Linked DNA regions of Homo sapiens: region 1 is linked to region 2. Evidence: read pairs that join two places in POLR2A ChIA-PET (ENCODE). Cell type or tissue: GM12878. All regions are shown on one strand. Links, peaks and the distances in the headings refer to the core of each region. The heading gives the core; the rest is flanking DNA. Region 1 has its middle 19 kb from the start of STK24-AS1. Region 2 overlaps STK24 (serine/threonine kinase 24).

Evidence for each region. Peaks named below come from ENCODE experiments on the same cell type or tissue, not always from the same donor. Only the 100,000 strongest peaks of a DNase experiment are listed, where the experiment ranks them.
Region 1: POLR2A ChIA-PET joins it to region 2 with 5 read pairs; 7 of 35 experiments call an interaction of 5 or more read pairs at or near these places.

The regions. Positions count from the first base shown.
Region 1 is chr13:98,595,261-98,598,170 of GRCh38, reverse strand. No RefSeq gene overlaps it. Among named protein-coding and RNA genes, the nearest start is that of STK24-AS1, 19 kb to the right of the region's middle. RefSeq lists an enhancer at 1,322-1,371. In GM12878, for the core only: no CTCF peak of the experiment used is centred there; a DNase peak (open chromatin) is centred at 1,540.
Region 2 is chr13:98,497,382-98,500,291 of GRCh38, reverse strand. The region is part of intron 2 of STK24 (serine/threonine kinase 24); the gene reads left to right. Among named protein-coding and RNA genes, the nearest start is that of FARP1-AS1, 63 kb to the right of the region's middle. In GM12878, for the core only: no CTCF peak of the experiment used is centred there; no DNase peak of the experiment used is centred there.

The sequences.
Region 1 (2,910 bases), core at 207-2,706, 98 kb before region 2:
GAGAGAAGGCTAGAGATGTGCACTGGAAATCATTAGGTAAAGCAAATGGTATAGTAGACCCAAGGGAGTAAAGAGGAGCGAGAGGATGAGAGAGCCTGGAACTGGCCCTTTAGGGCTTCTAGTATTTAAAGGATGGGTAAGACTGGACGTGATGGCTCACGCCTGTAATCCCAGCACTTTGGGAAGCTGAAGCAGGAAGATAACTTGAGGTCAAGAGTTTGAGACCAGCCTGGCCAACGTGGTGAAACCCCCGTCTCTACTAAAAATATGAAAAATTAGCTGGGTGTGGTGGTGCACGCCTGTAGACCCAGCTACTTGGGAGGCTGAGGCAGGAGAATTGCTTGAAGCCGGGAGGCAGAGGTTGCTGTGAGCCGAGCTAGTGCTACCACACTCTAGCCTGGGTGACAGGTGAGACTCTGTCTCAAAAAATAAATTAAAATAACATAAAATAAAATAAAATAGCCGGGCGTGGTGGCTTACGCCTGTAATCCCAGCACTTTGCAAGGCCGAGGCGGGCAGATCACAAGGTCAGGACATCGAGACCATCCTGGATAACACATTGAAACCCCGTCTGTACTAAAAATACAAAAATTAGCCAGGCATGGTGGCGGGTGCCTGTAGTCCCAGCTACTTGGGAGGCTGAGGCAGGAGAATGGCGTGAACCCAGGAGGTGGAGCTTGCAGTGAGCCGAGATTGCGCCACTGCACTCCAGCCTGGGCGACAGAGCGAGACTCCATCTCAAAAAATAAAAAAAATAAAAAAATACAATACAATACAATAAAGGATGGGTAATACTTATTAAGCCCACTGGGGATACTAAGAAGGAGAAACCTCAAAGGTCAGAGGCAACCAGAAGAACATTATAATACAAATGTCAATGGAAGAGATTGCTTCCAGAAGCCAGCATAGCCAACTATGTCAGGTGCCATGGTGAAAAGACAGAGGGCTGCAAATTGCCCATGAACTATATCTGCCTAGGTTATGGTGAATTGAATATGGCTACATGGTTTCTGAGGACTGGTGGGGGTGTGCACCAGGTTGGAGGGGTCTGAGAAGGGAGGATAAGGTAAAGGAATGGAACACACTTCCAAGAAGTTTGTCCGTGGAGGGAAAGAGGTACTGCAATGGTAGCTGGAGAGGTATGTGAGGTGGAAGGAAGGTTGTTTTTCTTTTTTCTCTTTTTTGAGATGGAGTCTCGCTCTGTCGCCCAGGCTGGAGTGCAGTGGCGCGATCTCAGCTCACTGCAACCTCCACCTCCTGGGTTCAAGCAATTCTCTTCCTCAGCCTCCCGAGTAGCTGGGATTACAGGCGCCCGCCACCAGGCCCAGCTAATTTTTGTATTTTTAGTAGAGATGGGATTTCGCCATCTTGGCCGGGCTGGTCTTGAACTCCTGACCTTGTGATCCACCCACCTCATCCTCCCAAAGTGTTGGGATTACAGGCTGAGCCACCACACCTGGCCTGTTTTTGTTTCTTTTAAAATGGAAGAGGCATGAGCATGTTTAAATGCTGATTGGAAAGACTGAGTCAAAATGAGAAACTTAAGATACAGAAGTGATAGGGAACCAGAGATAGCATGAGGTCACTGAGAAGGGGGCGGTGGAGGAAGTGGACTCAGATGTGAGAAAGGGCACATCCCCTTTATAACAACAAGAGAGGATTTGGACCAATGTCAATAGGTTTACAGACGTGGTGGTGAGATTCAGAACCATCTCTCTTCTGATGGATTCTGTTCTTGGGAAAGCAGGAGTGAAGGTCATGGCTAAGAGAGATGGATGGAAGTGGGAGTGCTGGGTGGTAAAGGGCACAGGAAGAATGACCACCTAGAGCAGCAGAGGTGTCTGCAGGCAGAGTTAGGGCCCATTTGAGACTGGTGACCCTGGCCGGGTGTGGCTGCTCATGCCTATAATCCCAGGACTGTGGAAGGCCAAGGGGGGTGGATAGCTTGAGGCCAAGTGTTTGAGACCAGCCTGGGCAACATAGCAAGACCCCATCTCTAAAGAGAGATAGGGAGACAGACAGACAGACAGACAGACAGACAGACAGACAGACAGACTAGTGACCTGAAGCCTATAGCCAGCAGGCTGTACAGAGAGATTTACGCTAGCTACTCAGCTGCCCAAGGGCAGGATGCAACAGGTGAACGTTTGGTCCATCTAGTGTTGGAGATTTGTTGGGTGAACATGCAAGAAAAGTACAAAGAGAAATAGAGCTTAGTCTAAGCTATTGAAAAGAAGGTTCTCTAGGCTATGGGACCTGGTACACAGCAGGTTCACAAGAGTTGTGTTGATTATTATAGGAGAATGTCCTATCATCCCCTCAGCCCTCCACCATTCCTGCCTGACCACTGTCACCTAAGCATACAACTCCAGCCTCTTTGCCCCAACGCATAAGCTATACAGATGTGAAAGTGCTTTTGACCCCAGAAGTGACATTTACTCCACATAGTCATTTTTCGGTTATTTTATGTGTCCCCAGTTCATTATTCTCTAGAGGAGAAAGTAAAGTCTCAGAAATTGGGTTCTTTGTTCAGATGTTCACTTTACCACTAGAGTAAGGTTATGTGCAGCTAGTTCTGAGACTCAACAAACAATTCCACCTAAGAAAAATCATCATCAGATGAGACATAGTATATCATTTATTACAAACATCATAACTTTTAAGATTCTTTATTGAGAAAATCACATTTTTCTAAATATAGTTGCACTTACAGTCTTTTGTTAAGTGGCTTATGACTTACTAGTCTGTAAGGATTACATTTGGTCTGCTATCTGAAAATGCAAAATTTCTACAGAAGAGGATTTCAACATAAAGGTCACATTAGGAATGAGTAGTGACCAAATCGGGACATAGGAAGTTGGGCAAATAACACTGCTTCTTTCCTTTTTTTTTTAGACAGGGTCTCCCTCT
Region 2 (2,910 bases), core at 293-2,792:
TGCTAAGTGCAGTCAGTAATAGCTTTCTGTGGGCCTCCTGCTCATTTGCTGTGGTTGAAATGCATTTCTTAAAATGTTTGTTTTTAAAACTAGATGAAGTGACAAAGGACCATGAAGCATTAAATAAAAGGCAATTCCTGAAATAGCATATTAATGTTTTAAATGGTTTTGTTTTCCAGTAAATAGCTCTCTGAGTGATGCAGTGGGATTTGAGAGAAAAGAAGCTGCAAGGTATTTGTGAATGTCCTGTTCCTTAGGAAACACAAAGTAACACTAGCACGCACATCACAGGAGCTGAACCCTGCAGTAGGTTAAAATCTTCAGCAACAGATTGAGAGATTGAGGGGATTAAAGGGTTCTGATTAACACTGTGTTATCCTGAAATCTTTTTGTCTCAATTTTTCGTGTTCTCTGCCTCAGGTGGGTATGGCTCACGCTCCTGCATTTAGTCCTTTCAGTTAAGAAGTCAGTCACCGTTGGGAGTGTGGAATGCAGCTGTGGGCAGGCTAGTGACCTCTGCCCTCAGCTTTGGGCAGCAAGACCTTGTCTTTGCTGATCAGGGCTTCCAGTGCTTCCGCTGGTCCTTCCTTACCTCGGCTACTGATCACTGCTCCCTGCTTACTCTTGGAACACTCTTCTAGTCCAAGCCTGGGTTTCCAGTCTCTGCACCTGGCCTGCCCCCTCTCCTTCTCAGATCCACACAGGGAAGCGATGACGCACCCCACCCCTGAAATGCCCCATGGAAACATGACATTCCACCTGCCCCATCAGTGAGTTCTTTCAGCTGATGAGCCAGGACTCAGTGAATTAGTCAGAAGTTACCTTTTCCAAGGGATTGATGAGAGGGTGCTTCTTTCCATACGCAATCACTCCAAGTGGGAACACACCAGGAGGGTGTGAAAATGCAGGTGCCGCATCCCCACCCGACTGACCTGATTTAAATTCCCAAGGTGCGGGATTCCCTCTGCCGTGCGTCTGGGAAATGTGTTCATGCCTTGCAAGTGTGAATGTGTGGAGAACATTAGGCCCTTACTTGAAGCTGGTTTTTTTTTTTGAGATAGAGTCTTGCTTTGTTGCCCAGGTTGGAGTGCAGTGGTAAAATCTCGGCTCCCTGCAACGTCCGCCTCCTGGGTTCAAGTGATTCTGCTGCCCCAGCCTCCCGAGTAGCTGGGATTGCACCACTATGCTGGCTAATTTTTGTATTTTTAGTAAAGACAGGGATTCGCCATGTTGGCCAGGCTGGTCTCAAGCGCCTGACCTCAAGTGATCCACCCGCTTCAGCCTCCCAAAGTGCTGATTATAGGCATGAGCCACCGTGCCTGCCTGAAGCTGTTTTCAAAGGAACCGTTGAGGATGGAATCATGAATGGTTTCTTGGAGACAGAAAATCTGGAGACAGAGTTACCAGAACATTTTTCCCCAGTGGCGGTCTGGGATGCCTCAGCCTGGCTCTGTCCTGTTTTCCCTTCCCTTTCTGTCCCACTGGCTCCTGCTGTGTCTGCCATGGGTCTGCAGACAGGAGGACATGGGCAGGTAATGCCTCCTGGATTCTTGTGCAGGGTGTACAGTGGGGAGACGGCAGGGGAGGAGGGACAAAGAAACCATTCTCTCATGTCCATCTAACCTGATAGCCAGGTGTTCAGTTCCAGGCCTTGGGCAGCCAGGTCCAGCCCTAGAGGTCCTCACACACCACTCTTTCACTTGCAGAGAAGACTCACCAGAATTTAGGGGCTCATCCCAAGTTACAGGATCCCATTCTTTCCCAACCAATGCCCTCATTTTACCAGCAGACACCCCATGAGTCTGGGAGGTCAACTTGTAACTTGTCATTCAACCAATCACAGGATGAGGTCCTGGCTTTGCTTTTCAGCAATCTCAGCCCAGTGACTGTAGGAGGAGAGACTTTCCCTCCAGCCACACCTAGCTGCTCTTAGATGATTTGATGCAGTGCTTGAGCTGAGCATTTGAATTCCTTAGTTCATCCTAGTCTTTCACCACTTTGTCCAGTGACATTAGGAGCAACCAACCAACATCATATTCTCAGTTTTTCAAAGATGTTGGAAGGGATCATACACAGAGTTAACTTAGACCCTTCTTGTAAGTCTTTCGAGTATCCAGTGCAGACGTCTATCATATCTCTATCAACAGTTCAAACAATAGACCATCAGTGCTCAGCTAACTGGACACAACATCATTAGCATCTTAAGATCCAATCAGATGAGAGAGCCAATTCCAGAAACTCCAAAACCAATTCAGAAAATGCATCCATAAGACTTTGTTCCTCTAGAACCACTCTTGGTACCAAAATAGGTGTAGTGGGGTGTGGGCTTGGGACTCCCTGAAGTGAGTTGGTGGCTCAGTTGCTGAGTGCAGCCAGTCCCACTTGGTCTTTCTTGGTGAATTGAGGGTAGATTCCTTTAGAGAGTTAGTGTTACAGTTCACAGCATCTGTCCCCAGGACGCTGTACCCTGTTGTTTTTCCATTGCTGTGCCAGTTTTCTCTGTACATCCTGGTATCCACCCAGCTCTGCGCCAGGGATGGGAGGAAGGTGCCGTCTTCTTTTATCTAAATGAGAGACAAGCCAATGGGCAAGTCCAGAGCCAGGGTGTGGGTGGTCCACAGAATTTGTGTTAGTGGCTGGAGCTGCCCTCCTGAGCTTTGCCAGCAGGGCCCAGGTCTCCTGAGCCACCTCTGTTTTGGGAGCTCTTGAATTCCTCAAAGAGCATGACAGGTCATTTGAGGTAAGCAGTGTGAGATTGGGACAAGAGGTTCTGACCTCTCTTTCATGGCGTCCTGGTTTTCACTAGGGCATCGTCACTGTATCTGTGACATGGAAGGCAAAACAAGGGAACAGAAACATTGGTGTCTTACTCTTTTTGATCTGGCAGGCAGGGAAAAAGAAATGTGCCTT